3 separate regions of the Homo sapiens genome follow, and all the other regions are linked to region 1. Evidence: chromatin loops called from intact Hi-C (ENCODE). Cell type or tissue: Caco-2. All regions are shown on one strand. Region 1 overlaps TCF4 (transcription factor 4). Region 2 overlaps LOC105372130 (a long non-coding RNA gene). Region 3 overlaps LOC105372130 (a long non-coding RNA gene).

What was found. A loop is a pair of places that touch in the nucleus more often than their neighbours do. Peaks named below come from ENCODE experiments on the same cell type or tissue, not always from the same donor. Only the 100,000 strongest peaks of a DNase experiment are listed, where the experiment ranks them.
Region 2: a loop joins it to region 1, with 7 times the contacts of the local background. A loop is called at or near these places in 5 of 110 quality-filtered maps.
Region 3: a loop joins it to region 1, with 4 times the contacts of the local background. A loop is called at or near these places in 20 of 110 quality-filtered maps.

Annotation. Positions count from the first base shown.
Region 1 is chr18:55,581,361-55,583,860 of GRCh38, reverse strand. All of the region lies in intron 3 of TCF4 (transcription factor 4), which reads left to right. Among named protein-coding and RNA genes, the nearest start is that of TCF4, 5.6 kb to the left of the region's middle. RefSeq lists an enhancer at 1,086-1,680. In Caco-2, no CTCF peak of the experiment used is centred here; a DNase peak (open chromatin) is centred at 1,350.
Region 2 is chr18:55,747,246-55,749,745 of GRCh38, reverse strand. The region is part of intron 2 of LOC105372130 (a long non-coding RNA gene); the gene reads right to left. Among named protein-coding and RNA genes, the nearest start is that of LINC01415, 33 kb to the left of the region's middle. In Caco-2, no CTCF peak of the experiment used is centred here; a DNase peak (open chromatin) is centred at 1,265.
Region 3 is chr18:55,761,850-55,764,349 of GRCh38, reverse strand. All of the region lies in intron 2 of LOC105372130 (a long non-coding RNA gene), which reads right to left. Among named protein-coding and RNA genes, the nearest start is that of LINC01415, 19 kb to the left of the region's middle. RefSeq lists a silencer at 818-1,112. In Caco-2, no CTCF peak of the experiment used is centred here; a DNase peak (open chromatin) is centred at 939.

The DNA.
Region 1 (2,500 bases):
TGGAAAATATTAATATGCATGTTTGATGTAAAGGTAAGGACAAGTATCTTTTGTGGGCAAATTAATTTTTCATGTTAGACAAGATCAAAACTAACTGTTTTTGACAGTAATTTTTTTATGACTTAACTTAAAAATGTGTATTCAGTTTCAATCTAAAAGTAGCTTATGTCAGACAGACACAGAGATAGACTACTTTTAAAGTCAATGCTAAAAAACTAGTTTGCAATGTTGTGAAAATATGCATTTAGAATAACTTAAGTATATTACATTAGATATTTAATAAAGTAAGGTGTTTAGAAATATGAGATTGTGTTACATTTAAAAAGACAACTGTATGTCTGATCCATTTTCTATGTTCACATTTAAATAAAGTTCTTGCTGTGATGTTTAAATGTTTATAGAGAGTACAGGCTTAATAAGTTGAATATGTATTAATGCATTTTGGTAAGTGATGATATATCAACACTTACACAGTTCTGAAGACAATAACACACACACATACACACATACACACATACACATACACACATATGTTCATGCATGCAAACCTGGAGAGAGACTTCACTCTTAATAAGTCATGTTACACTGCTTCTAATGCATACACAGTGATTATTTTGAAGGTGTGGAACTTTAAGTTACGTTGTACCAGAAATGGTGTTTTCAGGACCAAATGTTTACTTGTAAGGGTAAAAAGTGTAATGGTCCTTTTATTCTGGCAGCCTGAATGAGAATGCAGGGTATTCATTTCATGTAGTATGATGGTGATTATAATATGTAGGGTACAGATTGGAGTGTTCAGTTTTCCTCTATCAAGATAGTATTTGAACACAGGGCTGTTAGTTAAGAAAACGGGTTGTATTTCCACTTAAAAGAGTTAAATCTTTTAAAAAGCGTAATACATTTTAAAAATCATGAATACTGCATTTTGCCCTTTAATTGGAAGGATCAACTAGGAAACTTTGGAGAGAGAAATAATTTTCTAAATTTACCTCAAGTTAATATCCATTGTCTTGAGTGGACTCAGATGTCCCTTTCATGGATTGCTTTGAAACTTGGATTTAGGAAAGATCTAAACTATAAGTAGACTGTTCCTATTTGAAAAATCAGCTATGGTTTTTCAAAGTGAGGCATGGTAATAATTCATGCTTAAAGTTCCCAATAGCTTTTGATTCCATTAATATAGGATGCTCCATAGTGATTTGCAATGTGAGAATAAAAATAAAGTGTGGCCATATTCCCTTTAATCTTTCATTTCACAAACATGGTTTTTCCTACCACCTTAAGAAATGGTGAGGCTGCTAGGGAGAATGGAATGTAACCTGAGCTACAGCCTGACATTCCCAGGGAGCATTTTTCACATGAAAGGCTTTTGTCAACCCAGGAAAGGACTAGCAGTTTTTGTTTGATGTTTGCAGGTGTTCAGCAGAAAGCACTAAAACAATTCAGCCATGATGGTTCAGAGCTTCGATGACCTTAACAGGGAAAATTGGTGGGCTCTGGAATTATTTTTAAGAAATAGTTATAACCTATATGGTAACTTAAACAAAGGGATTTAATATCCGTTATATCATTGATCTTAAAACAAACTAAAAGCATCCACATGCCTGGATGATTGGAAAATTATTCTCATTGAAAAGTAGGATACCTAAGTTACCAAAAAAAGAAAATCATCTAAAGAGTCTATAATTTATTGATGAGTATGGACTTAATTTTCTGATATAGCAGAAGGACAGTTTATTTGGTTACTTTTGACTCTTGTGAGGAAAAGATAAACATCCTAGCTTTGACATCTTTTTAAAAAGTCGTTTTAAAGTTGGGCCACTAAAATGATACATTCTAAAGAACTTGTTAGATCAGGTCTGGTCACATCTGTTACATGTATTTACTGCTGGTCTATGACAGATACTACATCTTTCTCCCTTAGTTTAAAAGTTGAGCTTTTTCCCCTGTGACTGTTTAGTTTTACTGAGGTGTTCAGGTATTGTTAAAAGATTGTCAAATGAACGAGTGTTTGAACAATTAAGAGCAGCGTTAAAACACACCACATCTCTGTTGTGGGTCATTTTTGGAAGAGGAAAGTATTGCCTGAAATTTACCTAAGTTAGCTAACCTATATCCACATGACACCAACATAATATGCCAATTTAGTGAATTCATTGAGGCGGAAAAAAATCAGTCCGGTGGGTAGTTTTGTATGATACAGAAAATTAACGTGGTCACATCCTGAATTAGTTTTGAGTTCATAGTGATGGCATGAAAAAAAAATTGGTTTCCCCTTAAAGATATTTGTTGAGGAGAGCTGCTTAATATTGTGTGTGTGTGTATAAGTGAGTGAAAACACCCTTAAAATCGTAAATGGTATAATTCATAAGGGTTCTGTGGCTTTTTGTAAAGGGCAGAGTAATTTAACAGGTTAAAAGAAGTACAGTGGCGTTAAACCCATTATGTTAGAATCACAGAATTTTGGGTATAGAAACCCATTAGAAATGTTGCCCAGTGC
Region 2 (2,500 bases), 170 kb before region 1:
AAAGAAAAAGGGAAATGGTTATACTTCCACAAAAAAGGAAGAATAGAAGAAAGAAGAAACAAGGCAACCAATCAAACATGAACACTGCTATTTTGTCTTATGTCTTTCTCCTTTCTTCTATATATTGACTTTTTTTTTTTGACTCATCTGGGTAACTGCTTTAATTCTTCTTTACCTTGTTTCAAAGAGGCAGCAGGTTCCATTTGATAATGGAAATCAATTAGTAATAGCTGTCATTTATAGAGTAGACACTGAACCGAGGATGTATGTATATTTGTGTGTGTTTTTTCTCAACTCCATGAAATAGGTATTATTAATCTAATTTTATAGGTGAGGGACTGGGGGGACAGAGAAGTTAAGTAACTTGCCCAAGGTTACACAGCTAGTAAACAGCAGTGTCAAAATTCAAACTCAGACAGCCAGGTTCCAGAATCCAGCATGCTAACCCCTACTCAGTACTACCTCTTACCTAGCACAGTGGTTATGTTAGGCTTGGCAGTCCATAGCAGACTTGGCTTCAGATTCATGCTCTGACATTTAAAAGTTGTGTGACTTTGGAAGAACCATTTCCTTGTTCAGAGCCTCAGTTTCCTCATTTATTAAATGGCACTAAGCTGGGTGTGGTGGCTCCCAGCTGTAATCCCAATTACATGGGTGGATGAGGCAGGAAGATCACTTGAGGCTAGGAGTTTGAGACTAGCCTGAGCAACACAGTGAGACCCCGTCTCTAAAACTATATACAATGGCACTAGTATCTTTTCCCAGGGTAGTTGTGAAGATGAAATGAGATCAATTTGAGACTGAAACATAGGAAACACTTACTAAATCACAGCTGTGGCTACATACTTGCTCCTAACTTACAAGCCATAGAAATTTGAGGCTAGAAGTTTTCTAAAGACAATCAAACTATGCTATAAGACCAGGCCTCTTAGAAAAGTGGAAAGTATATCAGGAAAAATACCAGGGTAGAAATTAAAGCCTCTCTCGACCCTTCAAGGGCTGCTAGGGTGATAAGACCACTTGCTACTGAGAGGTTTTGTTATCCTCCACACAGATCCCTGAAAGCTCTGGTAGGATTGGGTAATCTTAGGTGATAAGGGAGATGTAAGGAATTACGACTCCTGATAAGCCACTGTGGTTTTGTTTTCCCATACTTTGAGGAGATATGGGTGACACAGATAAAGTACTGACAAAAGCCCCAGGTGGGCTTAAAATGCCTCCTCATGCCTGGGAGTGTTGGAGGCTGATGACATTCAGGGCTGACCCGCTACTATGCTCCATGTTAGTGTTATCTCTATGGCCGTGTGCTCAGCACCCTCAGGGGCCAGGTCAGGCGGGAGCACTCCAAAGAGAGTAGAGTGAGAGTTTGGCAGCTTGTTAGTCAGCCAGACTCTCTGAAGAGAGAAAGTGCCCTTGGGTCTCAAGAATGCTGTGTTTTGTTATCATTGGAAGACACTACAGATAGGTGGGAGGCACTGTGTGGAAGGCAGGGTCAGACAAGCCTTCAGCTGGCCAAGTCAGACTAGGTAGAGTCACTGTGGTCGTACTGTGGGAACACTGAGGAAAAGTGGTTGGTTCTGACTGGGTGAGATGGGGGAACGGGGAGGAATGAAGACTTCATAGGAATAATGGCAGCCTCTGAGCAGGTCCTTGAACGAAGAATGACTAGGATGTTGTTTGGCAGAGAAGGGATGATGAATTCTCCAGCCATCACCAAGGTGTGGTGGCATTAAACGCCCAAGTTGGTGCAGTACATTCCACAGCAAGGAGGTGTATCATTTTACCAGACGCCTCCATCCACTTCCCCCCACCAACCTCATACAAGCGAAAACTAGCTATTTTCCATGAATATATGCCATATTTAAAGACATGCAAATATAACAACTTGCTGAAGATTGAAAAGTATTTCTAAAAACAATGTTGACTAGAGTGAGAGGAAACAAGAATGTCAGTGAGAATCTAAATTGGTACAACCTTTGGTAAAGCAATTTGCTACTATCTGGCAAAAAATTATCTGTGTGTAACCTTTGACTTTGCATTTCCACAATGTATAACTCTAGCCTACAGAGAAAAAATGTATTGGAGGGTTTCACTCATTTATTAAGCAAATATTTCCTGCATCCCCACACATGACAAAGTGCTGGTGTCACTATTAGAAATATAGTAATGAACAAGGCAGAAAAATCCCTGCCCTCACAAAAGTTATATGAACAAATAAGCGAATCGTGTTATTTAATTTCGGATACTGATAAGTGCTATGAAATAAATTAGGAAGAAAAAGAATGACAGAGGGAGTTTCTCTCTGAGAAGGTGACATTTGAACAGGAACTGAGTTGTGGTTAAAAGGCCCATGAGAAGATCTAGAGAGACAGACTCTTAGGCAAAGGACATGTTTATTTCAACAATGGGGATGTATAATAGCAAAAGAAACCCACAAACAAAATATTGAAAATAATGTTGTTTGTCTTTTCAGACTGTGTTAAATAAGTTTATGTATATG
Region 3 (2,500 bases), 180 kb before region 1:
TCTGGCCAAATTTAGATTACATTTAAATCTATGTGTTTCTTTAAAAAAATGAATGTTCAAGTCACTGACTCTGGACCTAGTAGGTTAGTCCACTGAGCCTTAGATTTCAGGGTGTTATTGTGGATTTGGCTTTCCTGGGATGGAACTCCAAGAAGATAGATTATCGTGTGCTCCTAATGCACTACACAGCCTATTGACTTTATATGTCATCAATGTATATTGTATGTCTACACTATTACCAGGAGAAGCAGGAGTGCATGTAGTTATGCCTCTGTCTCAGCCCGTCATCCCATGCTGTGCCCTATGGGAAGCCACTGATTCTTACACTTGGAGCTGGGACAATGCAACTTAATCAGACTGACAGGAAACAGGCAGCAATTACAGTGTGCTGCTACATCTGCTGGGTTCCACTTCACTGAAGGAAGAGTTATCTCAATTTTAATGTACATCCCTTTTTCATGTTTCATTTAACCTCTGCCGTATTATTAAACACATCAAAATATAATGACACTCGTTAAAGAAGAAAAAGAGGACAGTTGGGATATTTTGGACTGTATCTCCTATATTTGTAACTTAATTGTATCATTTTTGCTTCTCTTCAACATCTCTCCCTGGTGAATAACTAATTCAGAATATAGGTATTTAAATAGTGAGTTGGGAACTGGCTGTTTAAACACCTACATCAACACTGAGTGCAGCTACAATGCAACGTCCCTCAATCATTTTTCTGTTTTCACCACTAGTGTTTCTCTTTTCAAAAACATTCTTTTACAATGTGTCAAAATAGCTAGTTTACCCATTACTGCAGTGATATAAACTGCTTTAAAAGCAGCTCAATGCAATTCTTCAGGAATGTGTTTGTAATATGACTCAGGAAACCTTTGGAACTTAAATGAGCAGGTGTCTCACCCACTCTGGCCCACCCTAGAACAGCCAGAGCTCCATCAGCAGGTGGATCCTGCTGACCCGAGTTCTAGGATCTATTAAACCATTCATTTCTGCAAGACAAATGTGATGACACACCAGGCTAAGCCTCTCCTCTGAGGTTTGGTTTTGTGTGTGTGTAATTTTTTTTTCTTTCCACTGTGATTCTCTGATCTCTTATCTCTCTTTGAGCTCCAGTTTTACCATTGAATCTGAAGTATATAGTAAACCTTTCTAAAAATCAAATGTTCATCAGATTAATTGCGGCATCCAAATCCAGACTGCCCAAGTTTCCAAAGATATAATAGAAATGTGATCCTAAACTTCCACTTGAACTCTTAAGATGGTGTTTGGCCAAGCAGAATTTGCAAGACATTTACAGGAATTTGTGTGTATTAGGGAAAATGGAGGGAAAGGTTAATAACCAAAGATACGCTTCTATATAAAGAGTTTTTTTAGGCCAAAAAGCTCCAATGTCCAAGCTTTTAAAATAATTATTAGAATTTTCATTAAGAAATAATTTAATCAAAATATGACAGGCATGTCCATCATCAGTGCCAAATACGGGTTGCTATGAACTAGGGTGACAAAAAGTGGTCTAAGAAAGAGTGAGTGTTTTCAAGTAGCTAACAATCTATAGTGAAATCAAAACAAATGCAGAAAAAGATAAGCTAAAGCCCAAACAGGTTCCTATCAGTGTGTGGAATTTACTACAGGGCAACACTACAATGACTTATGTTTATAGTTAGGCGAACAAGAAAGAGCTGAAGCCCCTGAGATCTCCTTTAGGATAAAAGAGGCCTGATATTCAGCGAGCAAGCACTTACCCTACAGAGGCCTCCCAGATGTCTATCTCCAGCTTCCATTGCGTGTTCATTCCCCTGCCATAGGGTTGTTAATAGGTTAAATGTTATTCTGGGTAAAAGACTCTAAGGAAAGCAACACTGCTTAACTCCTACTTTACTTATGTGCTCACTACAGGATCATGATCATCAACCTTGAATAGACAGAATAAATAGCATTAAGTAAGCTTGGAGCAATGATTGCACCTAAACATGTTGACTGCATTCAAATCTCCAGGCTCAAACAAATTACATCTCTGGATGCTTAAAGTGCTTTAGAGGTATGATCACAAAACCAATGTCAACAGTCTTTGAAAAATAATGGAGAAGGGGAGAGATACATACCAGAACAATATAAGAAAACATTTTCTTTCCAAAAAATAAAAGTTGGGGGAGGACGGGGGTAGGAAAAAATGCAAATTTCAGAAACTAGGGACTACTGAGTTTAATCCTTATCTTCATTAACATTTTCTAATGAATTCTTAACAGTTGACGTGAATAAACTTTGACAAGAAGAACTGATCACTGGGAGCTATATATTTCACTAAAAACAAGTAAATCCAAAAATCCATTTTTAAAATAAGACTAATCAATTAATGAAAGATATAACAATATTGTATCTGGATTCCATTATGGCATTAACATGTCTTTAATGATATATTTATGGACTTGATAAGTAAGGTGGAAAAATAGGAACTAAAATGATAAATTCATCTATTGAGGCAACAGGGATC